Linked DNA regions of Homo sapiens: region 1 is linked to region 2. Evidence: read pairs that join two places in POLR2A ChIA-PET (ENCODE). Cell type or tissue: Caco-2. All regions are shown on one strand. Links, peaks and the distances in the headings refer to the core of each region. The heading gives the core; the rest is flanking DNA. Region 1 has its middle 14 kb from the start of TLCD3B. Region 2 holds the start of SEZ6L2 (seizure related 6 homolog like 2).

The links. ChIA-PET counts read pairs that join two places held together with the same protein. Peaks named below come from ENCODE experiments on the same cell type or tissue, not always from the same donor. Only the 100,000 strongest peaks of a DNase experiment are listed, where the experiment ranks them.
Region 1: POLR2A ChIA-PET joins it to region 2 with 13 read pairs; 8 of 35 experiments call an interaction of 5 or more read pairs at or near these places.

Annotation. Positions count from the first base shown.
Region 1 is chr16:30,037,516-30,052,540 of GRCh38, forward strand. It overlaps a transcript of TLCD3B not described here. Among named protein-coding and RNA genes, the nearest start is that of TLCD3B, 14 kb to the left of the region's middle. RefSeq lists a silencer at 11,130-11,330. In Caco-2, for the core only: no CTCF peak of the experiment used is centred there; no DNase peak of the experiment used is centred there.
Region 2 is chr16:29,891,446-29,906,470 of GRCh38, forward strand. SEZ6L2 (seizure related 6 homolog like 2) reads right to left here and starts at 8,105. Exons shown (of 18, transcript NM_001243332.2): 1 at 7,496-8,105; 2 at 6,408-6,539; 3 at 5,377-5,676; 4 at 4,276-4,415; 5 at 3,814-4,015. The coding sequence starts at 7,574. It overlaps ASPHD1 (aspartate beta-hydroxylase domain containing 1), which reads left to right and starts at 9,043. Exons shown (of 3, transcript NM_181718.4): 1 at 9,043-10,475; 2 at 13,407-13,520; 3 at 14,343-14,611. The coding sequence starts at 9,527. The coding sequence ends at 14,452. It overlaps KCTD13 (potassium channel tetramerization domain containing 13), which reads right to left. Exons shown (of 6, transcript NM_178863.5): 6 at 14,894-15,025. RefSeq lists enhancers at 8,003-8,297, 10,064-10,768 and a silencer at 8,661-9,090. In Caco-2, for the core only: a CTCF peak has its summit at 8,287; DNase peaks (open chromatin) are centred at 7,866, 8,176, 8,746 and 9,076; H3K4me3 peaks cover 3,107 bases.

The DNA.
Region 1 (15,025 bases), core at 5,229-10,228, 150 kb after region 2:
CTGGGCGACAGAGCGAGACTGTGTTTCAAAAAAAAAAAAAAAAAGAAGAAGAAGAAGAATAAAATAGTCCAGTGCAATGACATATACCTGTGGTCCCAGGTACTTGGAAGGATGAGGCGAAAGAATGGAAAGAATTGCTTGATCCCAGGAGTTCAAGGCTGTAGTGAGCTATGATCATACCACTGCACTCCATCCTGGGCAACAGAGTAAGACCCTGCCCCCCCAAAAAAGTAGTCCTAAGTAATTATTGATTTAAAAGGCGGTGTAGGATAAAAGGTAAAGAAGGCCATTTCTACTGTGGGTGTACATGGACTTCAAATTCAGAGTCCACAGATAATCAAAGAAACATTTCACTTCCCTATTGCTGAAATAAAGAAACAAATAAAGAAACACACTGTATGGCTCTGTTTACATCAAATTCAGAAAAGCAAAACATCTATCATGAAAAATCTGAACAGCGTTTAACTTGGGGAAGGTATTGACTGGGAGGAGACCCCAGGGAACCTTCTGAAGTGTTGGAAATGGCCTTATATTGATCACCAGTGTATACATATGTAAACATTCTCGAGGCATCCTCTTAAAATGTGTGCCCCTTAAGTGAAGCTGCAGTTTTTAAAATTCTAAATTTAGGCTCTTCCTTTCTCTGAATGATGGTGGGCAAAGCCTTTATGGGCCTCAATTTCTTCATCTGTGAGGTTGGGTTAATAATTAGTGTCACATCATTAAATGCTGCTTAGACTACAGGTCAGACATTGATCTGCATTCTCTGACTCTAAAAGAAAAAAAAAAGGCCAAGTGTGGTGGTGCACACCTGTAGTACCAGCACTTTGGGAGGCCAAGGCAAGAGGATCACTTGAGGACAGGAGGTTGAGGCTGCAGTGAGCTTTGATCACGAGACTGCACTCCAGCCTTGGGCCACAGAGTGCGACTCCGTCTCTAAAAAAATCAATTAAGGGCTGGGCGCAGTGGCTCACGCCTGTAATCCCAGCACTTTGGGAGGCCAAGGCGGGCAGATCACAAGGTCAGGAGTTCAAGACCAGCCTGACCAACATGGTGAAACCCCATCTCTACTAAAAATACAAAAATTAGCTGGGCATGGTGGCATGTGCCTGTAATCCCAGCTACTTGGGAGGCTGAGGCAGGAGAATCGCTTGAACCTGGGAGGCGGAGGTTGCAGTGAGCTGAGAAGCCGAGATCACGCCACTGCACTTCAGCCTGGGCGACAGAGCGAGACTCTGTCTCAAAAAAAAAAAAATTTAATTAAAAATATCAAGTCATTTATCCAAAGCAACCTTGTGGGTAGGGATTATTACTGCACCTCTGTTTTACAGATCAGAAAACAGAGGCACAGAGAGGTTTGGTAACTTGTCCAAGGTTAAACAGTCAGGAAGTGAATAAAAATTTTTTAAAATCATATTTTCTGAATTTATTTGTCCCTATAATGTTAGGCAGATATAGAAAACATAAACTTATTTTCCTAAGGAACTGAAAGGCTTTTTTAAAAAGGAGGGAAAAAACACCACTGAATACAATTTAGACATCCTCATTCATATTTTCAGAACTTATCCTTCTCCTCCTCCTTCCTCTCTTTTTTTTTTTTTTTTTTTTTTTTTTTTTTAGATGGAGGTTCGCTCTTGTTATCCAGGTATCCAGGCTGGAGCGCAATAGCGCAATCTCAGCTTACCGCAAACGTCGCCTCCCAGATTCAAGCGATTCTCCTGCCTTAGCCTCCCGAGTAGCTGGGATTACAGCCATGCGCCACCACGCCTGGCTAATTTTGTATTTTTAGTAGATATGGGGTTTCTCCCTGTTGGTCAGGCTGGTCTCGAACTCCTGATCTCAGGTGGTCTGCTCACCTCAGCCTCCCAAAGTGCTGGGATTACAGGTGTGAGCCACTGCGCCCGGCTTCTTCCTCATATTCTTTTGAGACAGGGTCTCACTCTGTTGTCCAGACTGGAATGCAATGGCATGATCCTACCTCATTGCAGACTCAAACTTCTGGACTCAAGCAATCCTCCTTAGCCTCTGCCTCAGCCTCCAGAGTAGCTGGGACTACAGGTGTGCACACAACACTCAGCTAATTTTTGTATTTAAAAAAAAATTTTTAGCTATGTTCTATGGAAAGGAATCTTTGTACTTTTTATAGAGATGGGGTCTTGCTATGTTGCTCAGGCTGGTCTTGAACTCCTGGCCTCAAGCAATCCCCTTGCCTTGGCCTCCTAAAGTGCTGGGATTACAGGCATGAGCCACCATGCTCGGCCAGTGTTTGCTTCTTTAGCTACTTTATTTTCTTCCCTCTGGATGGGACTCTGAAAATTAAAAGTTAAACCAAGAGCGGCCAGGCATGGTGGCTCACGCCTGTGATCCCAGCACTTTGGGAGGCAGAAGGGGGTGGATCACCTGAGGTCAGGAGTTCGAGACCAGCCTGGCCAACATGGCGAAACCCCATCCCTACTGAAAATACAAAAATTAGCCAGGTATGGTGGTGCACATCCGTAATCTCAATCACTCAGGAGGCTGAGGCAGGAGAATTGCTTGAACCCAGGAGGCGGAGGTTGCAGTGATCCGAGATGGTGCCACTGCACTCCAATCTGGGCAACACAGCAAGACTTTGTCTCAAAAAAAAAAAAAAATATATATATATATATATATATATGAAAAGATCCTGAGCTGGGGTCTGAAACCAGGCAGCCTGCCCTGCTATTTGCCCAGCTCCTGCATAGCTCATTGTGAGGACTAAATCATGCCAATGCATAGAAACTACAATACTTCACACGGTAGCCAGTAGCCAGTTACTGTCATTCTGAGCACCCACTGTATGCCAGGCACCAGGCTGAAATACTTTATATACATGTTCCCGTTTAATCATCTATGCCACCTTACAAATAACTTCCTCATTTTACTGCTGAGAAATCTGAGTCTCAGAAAAGTTGAATGACATGCTTCAGACCATACAGTACATGACAAAATCGGTAAATGTGACCGCTGCCTTCCAAGTCTGGAGAAAAGGAGGCGAAGAGAGGGGAAGGCATGAGGGGAGGAGAGAAGGTGGGAGAGGGAAAAAGGGGAAGAGAAGGGATGAGAGTAGGAGAGGCAGAAGGAGTGAGGAGGAGTAGCACCCCTCTGCAGTTATTTTCTTTTTCTTTTTTTTTAAATTTGAGACAGAGTCTCACTCTGTCACCCAGGCTGGAGTGCAGTGACACAATCACAGCTCACTGCAGCCTCCACCTCCCGGGCTCAAGTGATCCTTCCACCTCAGCCTCCTGAGTAGCTGGGATGACAGGCGTGCACCACCACACCTGGCTAATCTGGGGAGGTTTTTTTTTCTAGAGATGGGATCTTGCTATGTTGCCCAGGCTGGTCTTCAACTCCTGGGCTCAAGCGATCCTCCTGCTTCAGCCTCCCAGAATTCTGGGATTACAGGCGTGAGCCACTGAGTGTGACCAGGGATGGTCATTTTCCTCTGCACCTGTGCTTACCCTAGACAAGAAAATGTGGAAGGGAGGAAAGTTTACAGGCCATGAGCTGGTTAGAGTCAGGCCCGAGTCTCACTGGAATCTGGACTCTCTCCTACATTTCTTCCTTTCCTTGTCGATTTCTTCTTGTTGAGAGCAAAACAGTCCAAGGCTGCACAGGCTTGTCTGAGAGAGAAAATATGAGAGGAGAAAATTGTGGTTTTGAGCAATGGCTTTAAATTTTTTTAATAGTGACCCACAAGAGATATCTTTTATTTTATTTCTTTATGTATTTATTTTTTGTTTGTTTGTTTTGTTTTTTTGAGACAGAGTCCCACTCTGTTGTCCAGGCTGGAGTGCAGTGGCACAATCTCAGCTCACTACAACCTCCACCTCCTGCGTAAATGATTCTCCTACCTCAGCCTCCCAAGTAGCTGGGATTACAGGTGCATGCTACCACGCCTGGCTAATTTTTGTATTCTTAGTAGAGACACCATATTGGCCAGGCTGGTCTGAACTCCTGACCTCAAGTGAGCTGCCCGCCTTGGCCTACCAAAGTGTTGGGATTACACACGCCTGTAATTTTTGTAAAATACAAAAAATTAGCTGGGCATGGTGGTGGGTGCCTGTAGTCCCAGCTACTTGGGAGGCTGAGGCAGGAGAATGGCATGAACCTGGGAGACAGAGCTTGCAGTGAGCCGAGATCACGCCACTGCACTCCAGCTTGGGCCACAGAGTGGGACTCTGTCTCAAAAAAAAAAAAAAAAAAGTGTTGGGATTACAGAGGTGAGCCATGGCGCCCAGCCGAGATATCTTTTATTTTGTGACTGCAGTTCATGCACCCACACGTTGAATGGAAAACCTTTGCACAACACATTCTGACTTACTATATGCAGTGCCCTGTGGAATTTTCTAGACCATTTTTCCACCAAATATTGATCATGACCCATTAAGCCAATTTCACTGCCCACTAGTGGCTAAACAAGCCAAGCGGGAAAAATCTTGGTTTGGAGAGCAGTGTTTCTCAATTTTTCTTTCATTATTGTTCCCCTAAGGAGCCCTTTTTACACTTTTTTTTCTAATCGCTGCCTATCACGAAAGTTTAATAACACAGATATATTTATGTCTATTTACATATATCTTTTCCATATTAAAAAGAGTAAGTTTTTTGCCCCCTTGGGGGCGATATTATACCAGTTGAGAAGGCATCATTGTCCTAATGCTCATTTTCTGAGCCGCCTTTATTTATTTATTTACTTATTTATTTTATTTTATTTTATTTTTTTCAGATGGAGTTTTACTCTTTTGCACAGGCTGGAGTGCAGTGGCACGATCTTGTCTCACTGCAATCTGCCCCCGCTGGGTTCAAGCGATTCTCCTGCCTCAGTCTCCCAAGGCGCCCACCACCACACCCAGCTAATTTTTGTATTTTTAGTAGAGACGGGGTTTCACCATGTTGGCCAGGCTGGTCTCAAACTCCTGACCTCAAGTGATCCACCCGCTTTGGCCTCCCAAAGTGTTGGGATTACAGGCATGAGCCACCGTGCCCTGCCTCTGATCCGCCTTTATACACATCAATCCCAACATCCAATGAGATAGGATTAGTTCCATTTTGCAAGTGATTAAGTGGAAGCTGAGAGGTTATATTAATTATTGAAGATTGAAATGGCTGGCAATTAGACTGGGAATCCAGAAACTTACCAATATCCTAACTCAGCCTCTAGCTTCTCCAAACCTTTGTTTCCCCACAAAAAAAAACCTCAGTTATGGTCAGTTATGGGTGTTTTTTGTTGTTGTTATTGTTGTTGTTGTTTTTCTCTATTTGACCTAATAAGAGCAAACATTAGGCCAGGCACAGTGGCTCACACCTGTAATCGCAATGCTTTGGGAGGCCGAGGTGGGTGGATCATGAGGTCAGGAGTTTGAGACCAGCCTGACCAACATGGTGAAAGCCCATTTCTACTAAAAATACAAAAAAAATTAGCCAGGCGTGGTGGCACACGCCTGTAATCCCAGCTACTCAGGAAGCTGAGGCAGGAGAATTGCTTGAAACTGAAAGGCAGAGGCTGCAGTGAGCCGAGATCAGACCACTGCACTCCAGCCTGGTGACAGAGTAAAACTCCGTCTCCAAAAGAAAAAAAAAGCAAACATTTATAGAGCATTTACTAGACATCCGGCAGCAATCTAAGCCCTTTATATATATTAACTAACATAATATCCACAATAATCTTAAGACAGACATACTGGGGTTTTTGTTTTGTTTTGATTTTTGAGACGGGGTCTCTCATTTTGTCTCCCTTGATGAAGTACACTGGTACGATTAGCTCACTGTAACCTCAAATTCCTGTGCTCAGGGGATCCTCCTGCCTCAGCCTCCCAAGTGGCTGGGACTACAGGCTCTCAGGCTCATCACTACCAGCTTATTTTTTAAGTTTTTCCTACAGATGGGGGTCTCGATTTGTTGCCCAGGTTGGTCTCAAACTCCTGGCCTCAAGCATTCTCCTACCTTGGCCTCCCGAAGTGCTGGGATTATAGGCACAAATCACGTGTCAGGTGAGACATACTCTCAGTCACTGTTCGGATGAGGAAATTGAGGCACAGAGAGGTTGTGTGGCTTGCTCAAGGTCATGCAGGTAGAAAGTGGCACAAGCGGGGATTTGAACCAAGTAATCTGATTTTCAGAGCACAGGTTGTGCGTTTTGTTTTGTTTTTCACCATGTATTATTTTTTGAGATGGGGTTCTCACTCTGTTGCCCAGGCTGGAATGCAGTGGTGCCATCTCAGCTTCCTGCAACCTCCATTTGCCAGGCTCAAGTGATCCTCCTGCCTCAGCCTCCTGAGTAGCTGGGACCATAGGCAAGCCACCACCATGCACGGCTAATTTTTTGTATTTTTGGTAGAGACAGGGTTTCGCCATGTTGCTCATGCTGGTCTCAAACTCCTGAGCTCCAGCAATACGCCCGATCCTCCTGCCTCGGCCTCACAAAGTGCTGGGATTATAGGTGTGAACCACCATGGTTAGCATGAGCTAACCATGTCCTTTTTTTTTTTTTTTTAACTCTGTCTCCCAAGCTAAAGTGCAGTGGTGCGATCTCAGCTCACTGCAACCTCCGCCTCCCAGGTTCAAGCGATTCTCCTGCCTCAGCCTCTGGAGTAGCTGGGATTACAAGTGTGTGCCATCACACTTGGCTAATTTTTGTATTTTTAGTAGAGATGGGGTTTCACCATGTTGCCCAGGCTGGTCTCAAACTCCCGACTTCAAGTGATCTGCCTGCCTCACACCTCCCAGAGTGCTGGGATTACAGGCATGAGCCACAGTGCTAAACTAACCATGTACTTTATTTTCTTTCATTTGAGATGAAGTTTCGCTCTTGTTGCCCAGGCTGGAGGGCAATGGTGCGATCTCGGCTCACTGCAACCTCCGCCTCCTGGGTTTAAGCTATTCTCCTGCCTCAGCCTCCCGAGTAGCTGGGATTACAGGTGCCTGCCACCACACTCGGCTAATTGTTTGTATTTTTTTTAGTAGAGACAGGGTTTCAACCTGTTGCCCAGGCTGGTCTCAAACTCCTGACCTCAGGCGATCTGCCTGCCTTGGCCTCCCAATGTGCTGGGATTACAGAAGTAAGCCACTGTGGCTACCATGTACTTTAAAAGGAAACTTTTTATCACTCTGGAAAATAGAAAACCAGTACCACCTGTGATAAACAGAAGGTAACAAAAAATATACAAAATGAAAACACATTTTATAACATTCTAGCTAGATACTATGGGCAGCTGCTCATTCTGAACTGGAGGCTGGCTCTCTCCTTGTTCAAAAAAGAAAGATCAGGCCGGGCGCAGTGGCTCAAGCCTGTAATCCCAGCACTTTGGAGGCCGGCGGGCGGCGGGGGGGTGCGGATTAACTAAGGTCAAGGGTTCGAGACCAGCCCCTGGCCAATATGGTGTAACCCCATCTCTACTAAAAATATAAAAATTAGCCGGGCGTGGTGGCATGCACCTGTAATCCCAGCTAGTCAGGAGGTTGAGGCAGAAGAATTGCTTGAACCCAGGAGGTGGAGATTTCAGTGAGCCAAGATCGTGTCACTGTACTCCAGCCTGGGCGACAAAGCAAGACTCCATCTCAAAAAAAAAAAAAAAAAAAAAAAAAAAGAACAAAAAGATAAGCACAGAGAGAAAGGTGTTAAAGGGTTTCTGGCAGCAAATTGAGAGTTTCTCCTGCAGTAATCAGAAGCGTTGAAAGGGAATTGGAAAGAGAAAGAGAGTAGCTTGTTCAGGGTGTGTGTGTGGTGTGTGTGTGATGTGTGTGGTGTGTGTGTGGTGGGGTGTGTGTGGGGTGGGTGTATGGGGTGTGTGTGTGGTGTTTGTGTGTGTTTGTGTGTGTGGTGTGTGTGTGTGTGGTTTGTGTGTGTGGTGTGCGTGGGTATGGTGTGTGTGGTGTGTGGTGTGTTTGTGTAGTGTGTGTGGTGTGTGTGTGGTGCATGTGTGGTGTGTGTGTATTTGTGTGTGTGGTATGTGTGTTTGTGTGGTGTGTATGGTGTGTGTGTGTGGTGTGTGTGGTATGTGTGGTGTGTGTGTGTGGTGTATGTGGTGTGTGTGTGGTGTATGTGGTATGTGTGTGGTGAGTGGTGTGTGTGTTTGTGTGGTGTGTGTGTGTATTTGTGTGTGGTATGTGTGTTTATGTGGTGTGTGTATGGTGTGTGTGTTGATGTGTTTGGTGTGTGTTTGTGTGTGTGTGTGTTGTGTGTGTTTGTGTGTGTGGTGTGTGTTTGTGTGTGTGTGTGTCTTCTTGCTGACATACCACCTAAAATAAACCCAAGATGGGATGCACCACATACTCTGAACCCTTGTCGGGTGGTCAATGGGTGTTCAGGACATCCCAGCAGAGGAAGGGAGACACACCAGCCTGTCCTGGCCTGGGTGTGCAGCCAGAAAGCATGGGGCCAGGCTGGGCAACACAGTGAGACCTCCTCTCTACAAAAAGTCAAAAAAATTAGCTGGGCGTGGTGCTGTGTGCCTGTAGTCCCAGCTACTTAGGAGGCTGAGGTGAGAGGATCGCTTGAGCTAGGGAGGTGGAGGCCACAGTGAGCCATGATCGCGCCACTGCACTCCAACCTGGGTGACAGAGGGAGACCCTGTCTCAAAAACAAAACAAAAACAAACAAAACATAGAGCATTAGGCAGTCCACCACGTGTGGAGGGGCAGTGCAGGGCAGGGGTATAGGAGGGCCCATCCAAGCCTCTGTGACTTTGGCCACCATCTTTCCTTCCCCTAGCCTGTCTCCCCAGGTGAGTTTCACCCCCAGGCAGTCCTTAGAGACCCGCCACCCAATTTACCCTTGGCCTTGAGTTTACCGTTCTCTGTTCTTCCAGGTTCTGCCGCCCACAGGCTGTTTCACTCATCCTCTCCACCGGGTGCCCTGCGGAGGTGTGCAAGTGTGATATCATCAAAGGCTGTGAATAAGTAAACAATAAGTGGCCAGAAGTGGCCTGTTTCCCACATGATACCCAGGGAAGGGTCCGATTCCCCCCGCCTGGGCTCTGGGGCAAGTCCTGGCTGGCGTGCCAGAGCATTTATTATTTAGTATTTTTACTTACCTGTCCCAGGTTAGGGACTGTCCCAAGCAATGCCAGTCCCACCCTCTATCTGCACACCAGAAAAAGCTGAGGGCACAGCAGGTGATTGGAGTCAGACAGCTAAGGGTCCAATCCCTTTCTTCTCACATAGACTGGCTGTGTGACCTTGGCCAAATTTCACAACCTCTCTGAGCCTCCACTGAGCACACACCAAGTCCCATTGCCAGGCCTAAGTCCTGCTTCTGCCAGTCACTAGCCTGGCATCCTTGTGCAAGGGATTCAACTCCTCTGAGCCTTGGGCTCCTCATCAATGAAACAGCAGCACCTCTACCTGGGGCTGCTGGGGTGATTAAATGAGATCTGTGTAAAGCACAGTTGCTATACACATACGCATTGTGATATTCATTAATAGTCATTCAAAATGTATATATTTAGAGATGAGATCTCGATCTGTCGTCCAGGCTGGAGTGCAGTGGCATGATCATGGCTCCCTGTAGCCTTGAACTCCTGGGCTCAACTGATCCTCCCTCTTCAGCCTCCTAAGTAGCTAGAATTACAGGCATGAGCCACCATGCCCTGCCTGTTGTGTCATCTGTCTGTCTGTCTGTCTGTCTGTCTGTCTGTCTATCTATCTATCTATCTATCTATCTAGCGCAATCTCGGCTCATTGCAACCTCTGCCCCCAGCGGTCAAGCAATCTTCCCACCTCAGCCTCCTGAGTAGCTGGGGCTACAAGCATGTGCCACCGTGCCTGGCTAATTTTTGCTTTTTGGTTTTGGGTTTTTTTCTTTTTTTGAGATGGAGTCTTCCTCTGTCACCCAGGCTGGAGTCCAGTGGTGCAATCTCAGCTCACTGCAACCTCTGCCTCCCAGGTTCAAGCAATTCTCCTGCCTCAGCTTCCTGAGTATCTGGGATTACAGGCACGTGCCGCCATGCTCGGCTAATTTTTGTATTTTTAGTAGAGACAGGGTTTTACCATGTTGGCCAGGCTGGTCACGAACTCCTGACCTCAAGTGATCCGCCTGCCTCGGCCTCCCGCAGTGCTGGGATTACAGGTGAGAGCCACCACACCCAGCCTAATTTTTGTATTTTTTGTAGAGACTGGGTATTCATCATGTTGGCCAGGCTGGTCTCAAACTCCTGACCTCAGGTGATCCACCCGCCTCAGCCTCCCAAAATGCAGGGATTACAGGTGTGAGCCACTGTACGTGGCCTATAATTTTTTTTTTTTTTGAGATAGTGTCTCACTCTGTTGCCCATGCTGGAGTGGAGTGGTGTAATCATAGCTCACTGTAGTCTCAAACTCCTGGGCTCAGCCCTGGCGTGGTGGCTCACGCCTGTAATCCCAGCCCTTTGGGAGGCCAAGGCGGGTGAATTACCTGAGGTCAGAAGTTCAAGACCAGCCTGGTCAACATGGTGAAACCCTGTCTCTACTAAATATACAAAAATTAGCTGGGCGTGGTGGCGGGTGCCTGTAATCCCAGCTACTTAGGAGACTGAGGCAGAAGAATCGCTTGAACCCAGAAGGCAGAGGTTGCAGTGAGTCAAGATCGCACAACTGCACTCCAGCCTGGGCAACAAGAGTGAAACTTCGCCTCCAAAAGAAAAAAAAAAAACCACCACCAACAACAACAAACAAAAAAACTCCTGGGCTCAAGAGATTCTTCCACCTCAGCTTCCCAAGTAGTTGGACCATAAATACACATGAAAATTAGAAAACATGCATGTCTAATTTTTCTTTTTTTTTTGTAGAGATGGAGTTCACTATGTTTCTGAGGCTGGTCTTGAACTCCTGGGCTCAACCGATCCTTTCACCTCAGCTTCCCAAAGTGCTGGGGGATTGCAGGCATGAACCACTGCACCTGGCTATATATTTTAATGAGCCTTCATTCTATGCCATGTGCCTTGCATACATTTTCTCAAATAATCACAGAAAGCCCTGCCAGTCCCTGAGGGTTATCCCCACTTTCCACATGAGTACAACTGAGGCTCAGTGAGGTCAATTGACTTGTCCAGGGTTGCACAGATATACTGTGGCAGAACTAGAATTCAAATCCAGATCTTTCCTGGTTCTAAAGGCTTTTTTTTTTTCTCGCCCAGGCTGGAGTTCAGTGACATGATCTCAACTCACTGCAACCTCTGCCCTCTGCCTCCCCAGTTCAAGTGATTCTCCTGCCTCAGCCTCCCGAGTAGCTGAGATTACAGGCATGCACCACCACGCCCAGCTATTTTTTTTTCTTTTTGGGGGCGGAGTCTCTGTCTGTCACCCAGGCTGGAGTGCAGTGGTGCGATCTTGGCTCACTGCAACCTTCACCTCATGGGTTCCAGCAATTCTCCTGTCTCAGCCTCCCAAGTAGCTTGGATTATAGGCACCTGCCACCATGCCCAGCTAATTTTTGTATTTTTAGTAGAGATGGGGTTTTGCCATGCTAGCCAAGCTGATCTCAAACTCCTGACCTCAGGTGGTCCGCCTGCCTTGGCCTCCCAAAGTGCTGGGATTACAGGCGTGAGCCACTGCACTGGCCTAAAGGTTTTTTTCGTTTTGTTTCCAACTGGGCCATTATTATTTCCAACCTATAAGATGGAAGTAATTGTTTCTGCCACTCGTGCCTCCTGTAAGGATTAAGTAAGATAAAGTCTGTGGAGAGGCCTCTGTTGACACCAGCTCTAGCTCAGCACTGCTTCTTTATTCCCCCAGGGTAATTACCTAAACACAAGCCTTTCATTTTATACTAAGGAGGCTGGTGAACCTCTTCTTAATCTCTGGGAGATGATATCGTTGGATGTCCATTGGAGGCAGCTGAAAGTATTAGATCAGAATCAGAACTGCCAGGTCCCTTCCCACGTCCAAGCCTGCTGAAGCTTCTTTCATCTTCTGGGAACTCTGCATCTCTGATCTCCCACCCACCCCACGATTATTGGAAGTATACAATCCTGTCTGCCCTTTCCTAGGGGAAGTGCGGAACTACATATGATACATCTGACATCTCCAGCTTCCAACTTCGGGAGAGGAGACTTTGCGGTTAGCTGGCTATTGTGAAGTCAGTTTTTCTCTGCCCCCAGCAAATGTTGTGATGTGGATAGAAGTGGGGCCTCGGCACAGCCAGGCGCAGTAGCTCACATCTGTAACCCAGCACTTTGGGAGGCCGACGTGGACAAATCACAAGGTCAGGAGTTTAAGACTAGCCTGGCCAACATGGTGAAACCCTGTCTCTACTAAAAATACAAAAATTAGCCGGGCATGGTGGCATGCGTCTGTAATCCCAGCTATTTGGGAGGCTGAGATAGGAGAATCACTCAACTTGGGAGGCAGAGGTTGCAGTGCGCTGAGATCGCACCACTGCACTCTAGCGTGGGCAACAGAGCAAGACTCCATCTCAAAAAAAAAAAAAAAGAGAAAGAAAAGAAATGGGGCCTTGGCAAAGTGGGGTGCATACATCATCCCTTGTCTTGGCTTGCCTGGCAACACACAAGCCTGGGGCACTGCCCGTGCTCCTGCATAATGTATGAGCCCATGGTAGGAACAAAACACCAGCACCAGCGAGTCTGGGCACTGCAGGCCACGGACGTGTCCAGGGGCCTTGCCAAGGCTGAAGTCTCTCTGTTGGCAGAATATGCAGAATATGTGTTCCTGGAGGCCTTTTGTAGGGCTGAGGTGAGAACTGGCCTCAACTTGGTCCTCAGGATTCCATCAGACAATAAGACCGCCCAAGGCCGGGCACAGTGGTTCACGCTTGTAATCCCAGCAATTCGAGAGGCTGAGGCAGGAGGATCGCCTGAGCCCAGGAGTTCAAAAACAGCCTGAGCAATACAGTGAGACCCCGTCTATACAAAAAATTTTAAAAATTAGCTGGGTGTCGTAGCATGCACCTGTAGTCTCAGCTACTTGGGAGACTGAGGTGGAAGGATCCCTTGAGCCAGGAGGTCGAGGCTGTTGTGGTGAGCCATGATTGTGCCATTGCACTCCAGCCTGGGCTACCGAGTGAGACTCTGTCTCAAAAAAAACAAAAACAAAAACAAAAACCGGAAGACAGCCTAAGAAGACAATCTTCTTTAGGATCAATAATGGTGACATTAGCAACAGCTAGACTTCTGTTTTCTGGGCTTGAAACGCCCTCTGAGAGGGCCAGGGGTGGCCAAGAGGGTGGCTGAGACCACCTCAGTATGGTTGACAGTGGGAGGGAAGATTTGGATCCAGGGACACAGCCCCTGGCAGTTTCCGTGGCTGCCTCATGGTGTAGGAAACCCCAGGAGCAGCAGCTGTGGTGAGGTATGTTGGGGTGGAGAACATGGACAAAAATAGGTATATGGTGGCATTGTTTTTAGGGGAAAATGCCAGGATTCAGCCATCGTTTAGGAAGTCGGAGGCCTCCATAGAGAGGGGTGCTTGTGTGAGCGTGCATGTGTGGGTGTGTGCAAGTGTCTGTGTGTGTGTGATCTAAAAAGGTTAGGAATGAAACGGGGAGGTCTGAGTGCCTTGAAAGCCAAGGAAATTAGGACGTGTGGAAAACAATGCTTCATTCGTGGATGGTGTTTGGTTTCAATTCATTCATAGAATCAGTGAGTATTGGCTGAGTGCAGTGGCTCTGGCCTGTAATACCAGCAACCTGGGAGGCCGAGGTGGGAGGATCATTTGAGGCAGGAGTTGGAGACTAGCCTGGCCAACATAGTGAGACCCCATGTCTACTTTATTAAAAGAAAAAAACAGGCCAGGCGCAGTGGCTCACACCTGTAATCCCAGCACTTTGGGAGGCCAAGGCGGGCAGAACACCTAAGGTCGGGAGTTCGAGACCAGCCTGACCAACATGGACAAACCCCGTCTCTACTAAAAATACAAAATTAGCTGGGCATGGTGGCACTTCCAGCTACTCTGGAAGCTGAGGCAGGAGAATTGCTTGAATCCAGGGCGGAGGTTGCAGTGAGCTGAGATCACACCATTGCACTCCAGCCTGGGCGACAAGAGCAAAACTCCGTTTCAAAAAAAAAAAAAAAAAAGAAAAGAAAAGAAAAAAGAAAGAAAGAAAGAAAAAGAATCAGTGAGTATTCACCAAGGCTCCCAGGGCTAGGCCAAGTACTAGAGCTCAGGATACGGAGATGACTCAGACCAGGCCCCAGACACTTGCAGTCTAATTGTGGAGCCAGACATGGAAGTGAGGAATTCAAGTATCTTGTGAGAAGTGCGAGAACAACAGTATCTGTAGGATGCTGTGGGAATTCACAGTCCAAAGCAGCCACCTCTGCCTGAGGTTGGCAGGGAGACCTCACAGAGGCAAAACTGAGGACGTGCTTGAGGGATGAGGAAGAGGTTTGAGGGGAAGACAGAGGGTGTTCCAGGCAGAGGGATCAGCAACTGCAAAGCTGTGGAAATGTGAGACCCTACACACTGGTTCAGGAAGCTTCAGCAGATCCTACTGAAGGTGGCTTATGCCTGTAATCCCAGCTACCTGGGAGGCTGAGGCTGGAGGACTGCTTGAGCCCAGGAGTTCAAGACCAGCCTTAACAACATAGCAAGACCACATCTCTAAAAATTCAGAAAAAAAGGCTGGGCACAGTGGCTCATGCCAGTAATCCTAGCACTTTGGGAGGCCAAGGCGGGCGGGATTGCCTGAGGTTAGGAGTTCGAGACCAGCCTGGCCAACATGGTGAAACCCCGTCTCTACTAAAAATACAAAAATTAGGTGTGCGTGGTGGCAGTCGCCTGTAATCTCAGCTACTCGGGAGGCTGAGGCGGGAGAATCGCTTGAACCCAGGAGACATAGGTTGTAGTGAGCCAAGATCACACCATTGCACTCCAGCCTGGGAGATGAGCGAAAATCTGTCTCCAAAAAATAAATAAATCAATTAATAAATAAATCAGTAAAAAAGAACCGGGCCCGGCGCGGTGGCTCACGCCTATAATCCCAGCACTTTGGGAAGCTGAGGCGGGCGCATCACTTGAGGTCAGGAGTTCGAGACCAGCCTGGTCAACATTGCGAAACCCTGTCTCTACTAAAAAT
Region 2 (15,025 bases), core at 5,208-10,207:
CCTGGCCAATATGGTGAAACCCTGTCTCTAATAAAAATACAAAAAATTAGCTGGGCATGGTGGCACACGCCTATAATCCCAGCTACTCAGGAGGCTGAGACAGGAGAATCGCTTGAACCAAGGGGGCGGAGGTTGCAGGGAGCTGAGATTGTGCCATTGCACTCCAGCCTGGGCAGCAGAGTGAGACTCCGTCTCAAAAAAAAAAAAGGGCTAGCCTGGCTGATCAATGGGTGCAGCCAAGAGGCAGCATGGATCGGTGCAAAGACCACTGGATTTGTCATCAGGCAGACCTGAGTTCCAGTTCTAGCTCCAGAACTTACTAACTACATGCCTTTGAGCAGGTGACTTCATCTCTAGGGGCCTCTCACCTATTAACGGCAATAATAATTCCTATCAGGGAAGATTGGCCTGAAAATTAAATAAAAGAAACACGCAAAGCACCTGGCACATAGAAGCTGCTGAGAAAACGTTAATCACCCACCCCTCAGCCTCAATTAATGAATGACTGGGAGCCAGGGACTCGGGGATCTGTTGTCTGGCTGCAATAAACGTGCAGATGGTTGAGCAATCTACATAACCTTTGAGTCTTTTCCTTCCTTTGAGAGATAGAACTGACAATGGCCACTCTCAGGGTTTCTGTGAGAAGCAAATGAAACTAAGGTTGGTGAAAGGGCTTTGTAATGGGAAAGTTTGCTGAACTTGGGGTGAGGGGTGAAGGAGACTTTGGCTTTTCAGAGAAACTAATGAGGCCACTCTGGACCAGAGGCCCCAGCTAGTGCAGGTTGGGAAGGGCTGAAACAGGGCCTTGGTCCCAAAGGTACCCAGTGCAGCTGCGAAGCAGGGAAGACTGAGCAATGAAGGCCAATTTGTGCAATAGTCCTGCTTCCCCAAATGTTCCACTTAGCCTAAGGAGTCCTATTTTCAGTGCCCTGGGGAAGTGGCTGCTTAAAGGAGCCAGTGGGGAGCCATATCTTCAGATTTCACAATATCTGAAATCCAGCACTTGGCCCAGGCCCTCCAGGAATGCTCTTGCTCCCCAATAACCAGGTCCCTACTGCCAAATACACGTCCCCCAGCTTGCTGGCCCCCGATGAATAGGCACCTTTGCTATGCACACATGAGCCCCTAAGGCAGGTCCTGAGCAGAGGCCTCAAAAGAGGCTGGAGAGGACATGAGAATAGGATTCAGGGTGTACCCTGCATGAGGCACACAAGGCATCTGCGGTCAGCAGAGCTTTCAAGGAGGGCAGAGTGCGTGACACCAGCCAAGGCCATGCGGTGATGTGAAGGGGGCATTGGCCCGACACACAGTTCTCTCTGTCTCCATGAAGCATAGGAAGACAGTGGGGTCTGGAACAGGGCACTGGCTGGGCCCCTTTCCTCATGCACACATGTCTGCTAGAACACACCCTTGTACTGTGGGAAGGTTCCCGCACACACAGGTAAGCATGGATGTACACACATGTGCAGGTCATCTGTCATAGGTCCTAACAAATGCAGTCGTGCGTGAATACAGCCCCCCTTTCCTGCCCCCAGAAGTCAGAAGGATCTTTAAATTGCAAATCTGAGGCTTTCACTTTCCTGCTTAAAACATTTCAGGCCAGGCACCATGGCTCACGCCTGTAATCTCAGCACTTTGGGAGGTCAAGGCAGGAGGATTTCCTGAGGTCGGGAGTTCGAGACCAGCCTGACCAACATGGAGAAACCCCGTCTCTACTAAAAATACAAAGTTAGCCGGGAGTGGTGGGGCATGCTTGTAATCCCAGCTACTCAGGAGGCTGAGGCAGGAGAATCGCTTGAACCCGGGAGGCAGAGGCTGCGGTGAGCCAAGATTGCGCCATTGCATTCCAGCCTGGCCAACAAGAGCAAAACTCCATCTCAAATAAATAAATAAATAAATAAATAAAATTCAAATTAGGAGGCCTGGCGTGGTGGCTCATGCCTGTAATCCCAGCACTTTGGGAGGCCAAGGCGGGTGGATCACTTGAGGTCAGGAGTTCGAGACCAGCCTGGCCAACATGGTGAAACCCCATCTCTACTAAAAATACAAAAATTAGCCAGGCGTAGTGGCAGGTGCCTGTAATCCCAGATACTGGGGAGGCTGAGACAGGAGAATCATCTGAAGCTAGGAGGCAGAGGTTGCAGTGAGCTGAGGTCATCACCACTGCACTCCAGCCTGGGCAACAAAGTGAGACTCTGTCTCAAAAAAAAAAAAAAAAAAATTCAAATATCTGCCTGTCACACCTGCAGGTTGAAGTAGTCTGGACTGCTTACTGAAGCAGATAAGGCTCTTTATGGTCTGAATCTGACCTGCCTCCCAGCCTGGTCTCTGGCCCATTTCCCCTTCACCCGCTTCTGTGCTTTGAAAGTAATAGCAGTGACTGACAGTTTTGAGCTCTCACTGTGTACCACACGCTGTTTGTGTTTTTGTTTGTTTGTTTTTGAGACAGAGTTTCACTTTTGTCACCTAGCCTGGAGTACAATGGCGCAATCTCAGCTCAATGCAACCTCCGCCTCCTGGGTTCAAACAATTCTCTTGCCTCAGCCTCCCAAGTAACTGGGATTACAGGTGCTTGCCACCATGCCTGGCTAATTTTTGTAATTTTAGTAGAGATGGGGTTTCACCATGTTGGCCAGGCAGGTCTTGAACTCCTGACCTCAGGTGATCCACCAGCCTTGGCCTCCCAAAGTGCTGAGATTATAGGCGTGAGCCACCACGCCAGGCCACACACTGTTTTAAACACTTGACATGTATTAATTCATTTGATCTTCCCCATAATACTAAGTATTGTGATCCCTATTTTTCAGATGAGATCATGAGGCACAGAAAAGTTAAGTAACTTGTCCCAGGTCACACAGCTAGGACAATTCTATCTTCCATGCTGAATTCCTTCACCTCATCTGGGGGTCACGTCTTCTCTCTCTGGGTCTTGGAGTGTGCTTTTTCATCCACTTAGCCATCTGCCTCCCTCCTTCTCTCCCTCCCTCCCACCCTTTCCCTGGCGAATTTATCCTTCAGGTCTCAGCTTAGTCATCATCTCCTCCAAGAAGATGTCCCCATATTCCTTGGGAGAAATTTAGGTCCCTTGGCTATGTGCTGCCCCCGCTGGTGTTTCTGCCATCATATTCCTTATCTCCTTGAATTATAACCATCCTGATTACTCATCTGTCTTCCTACCTAGATTCTGAGCTCGTTGAAGCCAGATTTACACCTGGTTTGTTCATTCCTCCTTCAAGGCTAACACAGGGCCTGGTATGAAGCAAGCACTTGATAAACATTTGTTGGATTCAATGGATGAATTGTCCCTCGGATGTGTGCACAGATCTGTGAGTGTGTGAGATAAGTATGCATGGGTCTCCTCTGAGGGCCCTGCCCCCCAGGGTCGCAGTCAGGAGGAAAAGCCCCCTTCGGCACCCTGTGCTTCGATGGTTCTTAAAGATGTCCCCTCTATAGGCCGGGCACAGTGGCTCTTGCCTGTAATCCCAGCACTTTGGGAGGCTGAGGCAGGTGGATCACAAAGTCAGGAGATCGAGACCATCCTGGCTAACGCGGTGAAATCCCATCTCTACTAAAAATACAAAAAATTAGCTGGGCATGGTGGCGGGCGTCTGTAGTCCCAGCTACTTGAGAGGCTGAGGCAGGAGAATGGCGTGAACCTGGGAGGCAGAGCTTGCAGTGAGCTGAGATCACGCCACTGACCTCCAGTCTGGGCGACAGAGCAAGACTCTGTCTCAAAAAAAAAAAAAAAAAAAAAGATGTCCAGTGTATGCAGTATGGCCCCTGCCCTTCCAGCAGCACCCTCAAACTCCTCACCCTGATAGTGGATCCTGAAGCCACCGCCCCTTGGGACCCGTGGGCTCTGGAAGTGCAGAAGCAGCCGGTTGGTTGGGCTCCGAAGGACTTGTCCTTCTCCAAGCATGGATGAGTTGGCCAGGAGTCGGGGGGCCAGGCCTGGGGATCCCCCACCAGCCAGCACCAGGAGCTCCTCTTCCTGTGACAGGTTCAGCGTCTGCACCTAGAGAAGCCAGACACAGACCCGCCAGGGCAAGTCAGCCAGGTGTTTGACTTCCAAAGCCCCTGTCCTGTGCCTTTGCCCTGTGTGTAGCAGCCCAAAAGGCACCACGCTGCTGCCCAAGTTGTAGAAATCTAGAAGAGTTTTTGAGGTCACCTGAGTCATCAGACAGGTTCTTTGGCTCCCAGGCCAAACCCGTGCACACCCACAGCCCAGAGGAAAAGGCTTGGAAGCTGCACAGTCACATGCTTTGGTCCAGTTACCTGGATCTCAATGCCGTAGCCAGGGTAGACATGGATGCTGTAAGTGCAGTCCAGGAGCCCCAGGGTGCGGCTGACGGGGCTCCCCAGATCTGGAGACTCCACATACCCTTCGCCCTCGGAGATGTTGTTATTACACAGAACTGAGGAGATACAAATGGCTGGGATGGAAGGAATGCCTGTGCTTTTGCCCTCCCAGCCAAGCAACTCTGGCCTTCATCTCCCTTCTCCTTAGCACTTCTCATCATCTTTTTGTTTTGTTTGAGACAGGGTCTCGCTCTGTCACCCAGGCTGGAGTGCAGTGGTGCAATCATGGCTCACTGCAGTCTCAAATTCCTGGGCTCAAGTGATCCTCCCTCCTCAGCCTCCCGAGTAGCTGGGCCCACAGGTGCACATCACCATGGTGAGACAATTTTTAAAACTTTTTGTAGAAATGGGGTCTTGCCACATTTCCCAGGCTGGACTCAAACTCCTGGCCTCAAGCGATCCTCCTGCCTTGGCCTCCCAAATCACTGGGATTACAGCTGTGCGCTGCTGTGCCCCCCTCACCATCTTTTATTTTTTTATTTTTATTTTTTTAAGATGGAGTTTTGCTCTTGTTGCCTAGGCTAGAGTGCAATGGCTGGATCTCAGCTCACCACAACCTCCACCTCCCGGGTTCAAGCAATTCTCCTGCCTCAGCCTTCTGAGTAGCTGGGATTACAGGCATGCGCCACCACGCCTGGCTAATTTTGTATTTTTAGTAGAGACAGGGTTTCTCCATGTTGCTCAGGCTGGTCTCGAACTCCCGACCTCAGGTGATCTGCCCGCCTGGCCTCCCAAAGTGCTGGGATTACAGGCTAGAGCCACCATGTCCATCACTATCTTTAAGCAATGCTCCCTCTCCCACCTGAGCCAGAACTCCCTTTCCCAACTGTTATATAGCTGAAACAATTGGAACACTGCCTGGTACATAGTAAGGGTACAGAAATGCTACCTTTGTTATTATTATTCTCCCATCTGTACCCAGGACTCCTTCCACAGTTCCCAGCAGCCTCTCTCCCATCCATCCCCAGCGTGTACCTCTCCGGTCCTCCCACCCCCATCCCCTTGCTGTCGCCTCACCTGGGCTGGTCACCGTAGTGGTAACAGTTGTCGTGGTGATGATGGTGGTCGTCGTCTCCTCCTCTCCTCCCTCAGGCCCAAGGGGAGGCCCTGGGGAGGCAGGGCTGGGTGGGGGTGGGGCTGTGGTTCCTGGGGGCGGGGTCAGCAGTTCTGGCGCAGTGGGGCCTGCCCCCCTGACCCCGTTAGGGGTGACGGCTGTTGTCAGAGGCCCTGTCCCCGGCTCAGTGGCCCGTGGCAGGGAGGGCACTGCGAGAGTCTGGCCGGCCGGAGGGGTGGCTAGCGTGGGGTCCCGATCAGATCCTGGGACAGTGCAGGGAATATCAGAGCACAGGAGGAGCACATGGAGGACCTTGGGTGGGGAGCAGGGCTGAGGGAAGCTAGGGGTTCCCCTGCCATACCACAAAAGCCTCCCGCACAAGGTACAGCACCCCCCACCTTTCCCTTCCCCACCCCAGCCCCTACCTCCTCCCAAGGCTTCCACAGCCTGAGTCCCCCCTCTTTCTCTTCTGGTCCCTTCTCTCCACCCAGCCCCTTCCACCCTGATACTCCTCTCCCTGAGCCTCTCTCTCTGCCTCCTCACTCAGATCACGTTCTCTCTCTGGTTATCTCCTCTCTCCTCTGTCTCATTCTCTCTCGAACTCTTTATTTCCCCATTTCCCTGTTTAGTATTCTGATTGCACTCTGATTTCATGATTCGAGATCCACTAGTTTTTGTGTTTCATTCTCTCTGTCTCTGTCTTCCACCATTTCTCTGAGTCTGGTTCTCTGAATTTCCATCTCTGTTTCTATGTGTCTGTTTTTCTGTCTGACTGTCACCTAATCATTCTGTCTCTGTCTCTCTGGTTCTGTCTGTGCCCAGGTTTGACTTTCTCTGACAGTCTCGTTCTGTGTTCCCTGAATCTCACAGGAATGCAGGCTCTTTCCTCTGCAGTCTCTCTCTGCCTGCTCTTCTCTAGCCTGGCTCCCCATCTCCCTGAGCCCATATCCCTCCCTCTGCCTCTAGGCCACTCCTGCCACTCTGGGGGCCTCACCTGGCAGGTAGCCCATCTCTGGGCCCCTCCTCAGCAGGGCCCCATGAAGCAGTTCAGCCAGGGCCTCAGAGGCCACCGTGGGGGTCTCACTTCCAGGCTCTGGCAATATCTCCTCCTCCTTCAGGGGCAGACCTAGGAGGTGAAGTTGTGTGAGCTTCTCCACTTCCCCACACCCCTTCCTTCTCCAGAGAGATATTTTCTAGAACTCTTCCTCCCTCCTCCATCAGCTGGGCCTGCAGGGGCTCAGATGGTCCCAGGCTCGACTGAGGGCCAAGATCGGAGGAGGGGCTCCCAGCTGCCCTCATACTCCCACTCCCACACCTCTTCTCTCCCCTCCCCTCTCCCTTCTCCCTGGGCTGTGTGGGCCTTCATTGAACACCTTAGCTCTTATGGACCCTGGACAGCGCCAGCAAGGCAGAGGGGTCGCCGGTGCTGCCTTCCCTTTCACCTCAGTGGTGATCTCCCCCCAACCCTGGGGCTCTGCAGAGGATCTGGCCGCACCTCCCAGCCCTTGCTTCCGCAGTGCCTGGCTTTCTCTCTGGGTTTCTGTCTCTGCAGTGTGGCTGTCTTTTCTCTCTCTCTCTCTCTCTCTCTCCCCCCCACCCTCTCTCTCTCTGGTCCTCTGCAGTCTCTGCCTCCTTCCCTGGAGTCTGGCTGGGGGTCAGAGTGGGGGACTGAAAATCTGGTCTTTGAGCCCTGCCTCTGCTCATCTGTCTTTGTCCATTCATCCAAGAACAGTTGTGTGTACAGCGCCTGGCATCTCTCTCAGCACCTCCATCTCCCACCCAGGTCCCTCCATGCTTCTGCCGCCTCCGCAGACATCCCCCCAACTTTCCCAGCCCTCCTTCTTGGATCTAGCCCCTGAGACACTGCTAAAAGCTTCTCTCATTCATTTCTCTGCCTTCTCAATATTGAGGGTTAAGGGGCTTCGGGTTCAAGCCTGAAAGCTCTGGCTTGCCCCTTCCCCATCAGCTGTGCCTCTCCCCTCCCCCATGTGCTCGGAAGACCCAGGATATTAAGAGAAAGGAGGGTGGAGGACCCCGCTGGACGCCTTCCTGGGGCCCACCCCCACAGTCTCATGTCCTTACCCTGGATCCAGGGACAGCTCAGCAGAATTAGGAACAGCAGCTGGGGAGGCGGCGGGTGCTGGGCCCTGGGAGTCCCCATGGCGACTCACCCCGATCTCTCTCCTCTGTGCCTCTCTAAGTAATCTGGCTGCCACCTTTCCTCCGTCTCCGTTTATCTTTCCCTTTAATTGTTTTTTTTTTTTTTTTTTTTTTCCTCGTAGGAGTCAGCAAAGAAAGACAATTTCTCTGCCCCTTGGGATGGAGGGGCAGAATTGGGCTAGGGGTCGCCTGGAGCCCACCCCCCTTTGCTCAGTCTCCTCTGTCCTCTTCTCGCGGCTCTGTGGTGGAGGGGGCGCGGCTCCGGCTGCAGGGGGTGGGGCCGAGAGGGCCGAAGGGGCCGGGTGGCCTGGGTTACCCTCCTGCTCAGGCGCCTGGGTCCACTGGGCTGTCTGGACCCCAAGCTAGGGGACTGGGGAGGAGAAAGACAGCTTCTGGGGGTTTAGGGTGGGGTCGAGGATCGAGGGGGTCTCCACTGGGCTCTAGCGGGGCTTGTCGGGGAGGGGAAGGGGTGGGTTGGGGAACTGGGAGAGCCGAAGCTCGGGCACTGGAGCTGCGGGAGGGAGAAGCTGAGAAAGGTATCGAGCCCACGTCAGATCCTGGGGACGGGCGGAGGGAGGGGCCTGGGATTTATTTGACGGGGAGGGAGGAGGAGGAAGTGCAGATGGAGGAGGGAGGGATCATACGAGCCAGGGCCGTAATCCTCACTCCCGCGGCCCCTAGGGGAGGCAAAGGAAACTCTCTGGTCCCAGCAGTAATTAGCCCCCTCCGCCTGCCATTCCAGCACATCTGGAATCTGAATCTCCTCTTCCCAGGGTGCCGAGGGGCTGCATAGCTTGGTTCGCGCCTGCTAGGCCCCCAATTATGCCCCCTGTTCACATTCAGACCTCCCAAGGGGCTTCCCTTCCCCTTTTACAGTAGCTCGGGTGGAATGGGCTCTCCCTCCTCCAGGGGAATAGAGAGCTTCCACGATTGTGACAAGTCTCGTGGGTGACGGGCCGGGGTTTGGGGAGGAGAGACAGACCCCTCCTCTTCCATAAACCCTGACCCCGGCCAGCTAACAGGCGGCCTCGGCTCTGATTTTCCCTCCGGAGCGCCCTTTTCAGCACCAGCGGCGCGCGGACAGCTCCCCTCGCCCCGCCGGGGCGGGCCCGGCCCGACGCCGCCCGCGATTGGCTGAGGCCGCTTTCGGTGTTTGCCAGGCTCGCGGGCTCCCGGGCTGCCTAGGGCCAGCGGGAGTCACAGGCCGACCGACCGACGGACCAGCCGCCCGACGGACTGGCCTCAGCATCCTTGCCCGCAGTCCCGGGCGCCTGCCCAGCCGTCAGTCCGCGCTCGCCCCGCCCCTCAGGCCCCGCCCCTCAGGCCCCGCCCGATACGACCCGCCCCTTCTTTCGCATTGCGGGACGGCTGGAGGCTGGCACCGTGGCCCCTGCGCCCCACGTGGCGCCCTTTCCGGGCGGGGGGGGTGGGGAGGCACCTCCAGCGACAACTCTCCCCCCTCCCCCGGCACCCGGCTGATTTGCTGTGCCACTGGGAGGGTTCGGGGGTGGCTGAGCTGAGAGGGCTCCGGGAAGGAGTGACGTCAGGGTGAGTGGGAGCCCAGGAAGGAGCGAGTAGGAGAGAGGGAGCGAGAGCCAGGCAGGACCGCAGGGTCGGGGCTAGTGAGGAGCGAGGGCAAGGAGAGAGCAGTGAGGCCGGAGAGAAAGAAGCTGCCGCGGAGGAAGACAGGCTGCGGGTTCCCGGGACTGCAGGTCCAGGCAGGGTAGGAACCGCTGCCCAGGGGAGCTAGGAGGAAGCGGGGAGAGAGAGCGAGCGAAAAGCGGGGGTGGGGAGGAAAGGGGGAGATTGAGGTGGGAGAGAGAAGCAGAGCGAGAGAGAGGAGGCTGCTGGAAGGAGAAAGAAGAGGGTGAGGAGGCGACAGAGGGAGAGGAGGAAGAAGAGGTAGAAGGAGAGAGAAAGGGGAGAGAAAGGAGAGAGGAGGGTTGGAGGTGCATGAAGGAGGGGAGAGGGAGCTTCAGCGTGGAGAGAGGACCGCGGAAGGAGAGAGAGACAGCCCAGAGTGGAATGTGGAAGGGAAACAGTCCAGCGGGGAGCCAGGGGGCAGCCATGGAAGGGACAGGTGGGGAGCTGGGGGGACAGGGGAACTGGGGTCCGGAGGACGCCCCAGGCCTCTTGGCCAGGGCCTCCCTGATCATGCTCCCGTGGCCACTACCCCTGGCCTCCTCGGCCCTCACCTTGCTCTTCGGGGCCCTCACTTCCCTGTTCCTCTGGTACTGCTACCGCCTGGGCTCCCAAGACATGCAGGCCCTAGGGGCTGGGAGCCGAGCTGGGGGTGTTCGTGGTGGGCCTGTGGGATGCTCGGAGGCCGGCGGGCCAAGCCCAGGGGGTCCTGGGGATCCCGGGGAAGGACCTAGGACGGAAGGCCTAGTGAGCCGGCGGCTTCGGGCCTACGCAAGGCGCTACTCCTGGGCTGGGATGGGTAGAGTGAGGCGGGCAGCTCAGGGTGGCCCAGGCCCTGGGAGAGGGCCAGGGGTCCTAGGTATTCAGCGCCCAGGCCTGCTTTTCCTACCAGACCTGCCTTCAGCCCCCTTTGTGCCGCGGGACGCCCAGCGGCACGACGTGGAGCTCCTGGAGAGCAGCTTCCCTGCCATTTTGCGGGACTTCGGGGCTGTGAGCTGGGACTTCTCAGGGACTACCCCTCCGCCTCGGGGCTGGTCCCCACCTCTGGCCCCCGGGTGCTACCAGCTCCTGCTGTACCAAGCAGGCCGGTGCCAACCCAGCAACTGCCGCCGGTGCCCGGGGGCCTATCGGGCACTGAGGGGGCTTCGAAGCTTTATGAGTGCCAACACCTTCGGCAATGCCGGCTTTTCCGTTCTCCTGCCTGGGGCCCGGCTCGAGGGCCGCTGTGGGCCCACCAATGCCCGGGTCAGATGCCATCTGGGTAAGTAGCTGCCGCCTACTGACAACCTCCTTGCCTCGATGATTTCCCCCCCAGACCCTTCTCTCCGCCAGAGCCGTCTGCTGTCTGGTTCTCATTGTGCCTCTCTTCTTCCATGGCTCCCTGTTGCCACCCACAGCAGCATTTCCTCAGCCTCGGTTATCTGCACACCACCTTCATAAGCTTTGCCGTGGTCATTCCCATCTGTACTGCGTTTCTTCACCTTGGCTCTCCCCCCGACCTTTTGTTCTACGTATTTAAAAGAAATATTTATAGCACTATCAGTATTACTTGCCCTAAATAGTACTCATAAAAAGCCTGGACAACACAGTGAGACCTTGTCTCTACAAATAATAAAACAATTAGCCGGGCGCGGTGGCCCATGCCTATGGTCCCAGCTACTGGAGAGGGTGAGGTGGGAGGTTCACTGGAGCTCAGCAGTTTGAGGCTGCAGTGAGCTGAGATTGTGCTACTGCACTCCAGCCTGGGTGACAAGAAAGTACTCATAAACACAAGCTGAAATTTAAAAAAGAAAGCTTTCAACAGTCTAGAACATTCTAGTTAAGTGCTCTAGTCTCTCTGATCCTGAAGCCTACACTTTTTTCTTTTTTGAGGAGTCTCGCTCTGTCGCCCAGGCGAGAGTGCAGTGGCACGATCTTGGCTCACTGCAAGCTCCACCTCCCGGGTTCATACCATTCTCCTGCCTCAGCCTCCCGAGTATCTGGGACTACAGGCACCTGCCACTACACCTGGCTAATTTTTTTTTATTTTGTATTTTTAGTGAAGACAGGGTTTCACCATGTTAGCCAGGATGGTCTCCATCTCCTGACCTCGTGATCAATCCGCCTCGGCCTCCCAAAGTGCTGGGATTACAGGCATGAGCCACCGTGCCTAGCCCTACACCTTCTTTTTTAAAAGGGTTGGTGGGGTGTCAAAGTTACAGTAGCACCAAACTGAGATTTTTTCTTTTTCTTTTTTTTTTTTTTTTGAGACAGGGTCTCACTCTGTCACCCAGGCTGGAGTGCAGTGGCACAAACATGGCTCACTACAGCCTTAACCTCCTGAGATCAAAGGATCCTCTCACCTCAGCCTCCTGAGTAGCTGGGACCACAGGTGCCCACCACCATGCTTGGCTGATTTTTTAAAAATTTACGTAGGCCAGGCGCGGTGGCTCACGCCTGTAATCCCAGCACTTTGGGAGGCTGAGGCAGGCGGATCACCTGAGGCTGGGAGTTCGAGACCAGCTGACCAACATGGAGAAATCCTGTCTCTACTAAAATTACAGAAAATTAGCTGGGTGTGGTGTCGCATGCCTGTAATCCCAGCTACTCGGGAGGCCGAGGCAGGAGAATCACTTGAACTCGGGAGGCGGAGGTTGCAGTGAGCCGAGATCACAACATTGCACTCCAGCCTGGGCAACAAGAGCGAAACTTCATCTCAAAAACAAGAAAAAAAAATTGTGTAAAGACAGGCTGGACCTGAACTCCTGAACTCAAGTGATCCTCCTGCCTTGGCCTCCCAAAGTGCTGAGATTACAGGCGTGAGCCACCGCACCTGGCACTTTTTGATGTCTTAAAGACTGGAAGAAAATGGAAAAGGAAATAATTTTCTGTTATTCCATGCCATGACCTTGTTTTGCCCCCAATCATCTCCTGTGCTGCCAGCTGGATGTGTCCTACACTTCAGGGCACACTAGCCTCAGGATCAGTTCCCAATCCTTCCTCTCTTCCCTCTCTCTGTGCTCTAAATCATGAAAACCTTCTGGCCAATCCTGACAGATGCCACATGTGCTGTTCTTTTCAACCTAGAATCCCCTTCCCCCGTACCACCTCCTGAAAAACTCCTACTCAGCCTTCAGTACTCAAGTTTTCAAGTGCCACACTTCCTCTGGGTTGGCTTCCTGTTCCCCCATCAGTTGAGTTGGCTGCTCACTTTCCTCACAGCACTCAGCCATGTGGTCCTTGGGCCAGGAACGTCTTTAATCTTATACCTCTCAGTGAGACAGCGCCTATCACACAGTAAGCTCTTGAGTCAAACTGTCGAAAGCCCAGGAGGAAAAGCCATTTCCTCCAGGAAGCCTTCTCTTTTCTCGAAATGAGAGGTTGCTGCCAGGTGCCGTGGCTCATCCCTGAAATACCAGCACTTTGGGAGGCCAAAGCAGGAGGATTGCTTGAGGCCAGGAGTTCAAGACCAGCACTGTCTGTATAAGAATAAAATAAAATAAAATAAAATAAAATAACGGGTCTGGCCAGGTGCAGTGGCTCACACCTGTAATCCCAGCATTTTGGGAGGCTGAGGTAGGCAGATCACTTGAGCTCAGGGGTTCGAGACCAGCCTGGCCAACATGGCGAAACCCCATCTCTACTAAAAATACAAAAATTAGCCAGGCGTGGTGGCAGGCAGCTGTAATCCTAGCTACTCGGGAGGCTGAGGCAGGAGAATTGCTTGAACCTGGGAGGCGGAGGTTGCAGTGAGCCAAGATCATGCCACTGCACTCCAACCTGGCGACAGAGCAAGACTACATCTCAAAAAAAAAAACAAAACAAAAAATTAACCCTGCATTGTAGCACATGCCTGTAATCCCAGCAGCTACTCAGGAGGCTGAGACACGAGAATCACTTGAACCTGGGAAGCAGAGTGAGCTGAGATCACACCACTCCACTCCAGCCTGGGTGAGAGAGTGAGACTTTGTCTCAAAAAAAAAAAAAAAAAAAAGATGGGTCACACTACCCACAGCAGCGTTTCCCTAATCTCCTAGCACTTCCCTCCTCCAGGACTGTATTGTAATTATACTGTGGCCACTTTCTGGAAAGAAAGGAGGATGACCACAAAACCTGGCATTTAAGACACTTAGAGCTAGTTGCTAATTGACTGGCCAGGATGGGCCCCTGGGATGGAGGCAGGAGTGCTGGATGCCCGCGTCTCTTCTTACAGGCCTAAAGATCCCTCCTGGCTGTGAGCTGGTGGTCGGCGGTGAGCCCCAGTGCTGGGCTGAGGGGCACTGTCTACTGGTGGACGACTCTTTTCTACACACAGTGGCTCACAATGGTAACGGGGTGCCCATTCTGCAGGGGGGATGAGGGACTCAGGAGCAAAGGAGCGTTGACTAGAAGGCAGCAGAATCAGGCCCAACGGACTTCCTGTCCTACCACCACCATCTTCCAGCTGCATGACCTTGAACAAGCCGCATAACTTCTCCAATGCCCTAGGACCACCACCTTCTTCATCAAGTAACTGCAAGGATTAAATGAGATAATATTACGTACACAGAAAAGCGGTTACCAGCACAGGACTCTGGGTTCCTGTCCTACCTCTTGCACTTGGGCAAAGGACTTAACCTCCTTATGCCTCTGTTGCTTTGTATAAAATAGGGATAATTATGGTAATACCACAGTTTGTTTTGATGATTAAGAGTTGATACATATCGGCCGGGCATGGTGGCTCACGCCTGTAATCCCAGCACTTTGGGAGGCTGAGGTGGGCGGATCACCTGAGGCCAGGAGTTCGAGACCAGCCTGGCCAACATGGTGAAACCCCGTCTCTATTAAACATACAAAGAAATTACCCAGGTGTGGTGATGAGCACCTGAAATCCCAGCTACTAGGGAGACTGAGGCAGGAGAATTGCTTGAACCTGGGAGGCCAAGGTTGCAGTGAGCCGAAATTGCGCCACTGCACTCCAGCCTGGTGACAGAGCAAGACTCCATCTCAGGAAAAAAAAAAAAAAAAAAAAAAAAGATTTGATACATTTAAAGGGTTAGAACAAGGCCTGCCACTTATTTACTGTTTGCTTTTATGGTGTTTGGTGAGTGCTCTGGTGTGCAAGTACCTAATGTCAGTGGCTCTGCTGTTCCTGTCCCATGTGCCCTAGGCTCCCCCGAAGATGGGCCTCGAGTGGTCTTCATCGTGGACCTCTGGCACCCCAACGTGGCAGGGGCTGAGCGCCAGGCCCTCGACTTTGTCTTCGCCCCAGACCCTTGAAGGAAGGTGCTCCCTTCACACACCCAGGCTGGAGAGACACTGCGCTCAGGGACGGCTTGATGGTAGCCAGGACCTCCTCTCTACTGCGGGGGTGGGCGGGGGCGGAGGATGGGAACTGGCTAGTGAGCACTGAAATATAAATTCTGAATCCTCTCCTAACTCCCGACTACTTCCTTCGCAGGGAGAGGCTGGGGCAGGGCCTTATGTCTTCTCCTAGTACAACCAAACAGGTACCTCCTTTTTTTTCTTTCTTTTTTTTTTTTTTTTGTAGAGTCAGGGTCTTGCTTTGTTGCCCAGGCTGGTCTTGAACTCCTGGGCTCAAGTGATCCTTCTGCCTCAACCTCCTGAGTAGTTGGGATTACACGTGTGAGCCACCACGCCCGGCCAGATACCTCCTAACACAGGCATCTCCCCGTCCCTCTCCCCAGGAGCCAGCACCAGTTTCTCAACTTAACTTTATTTCAATAATTTAATAGAAAATTAAAATAATAAATAATATGAAACAGACTGATAACGCTGAGCTGGGCAGGCCCAGGCCAGTCTAGTACAAAGTTAAGGAGGTAGGGAGGATGG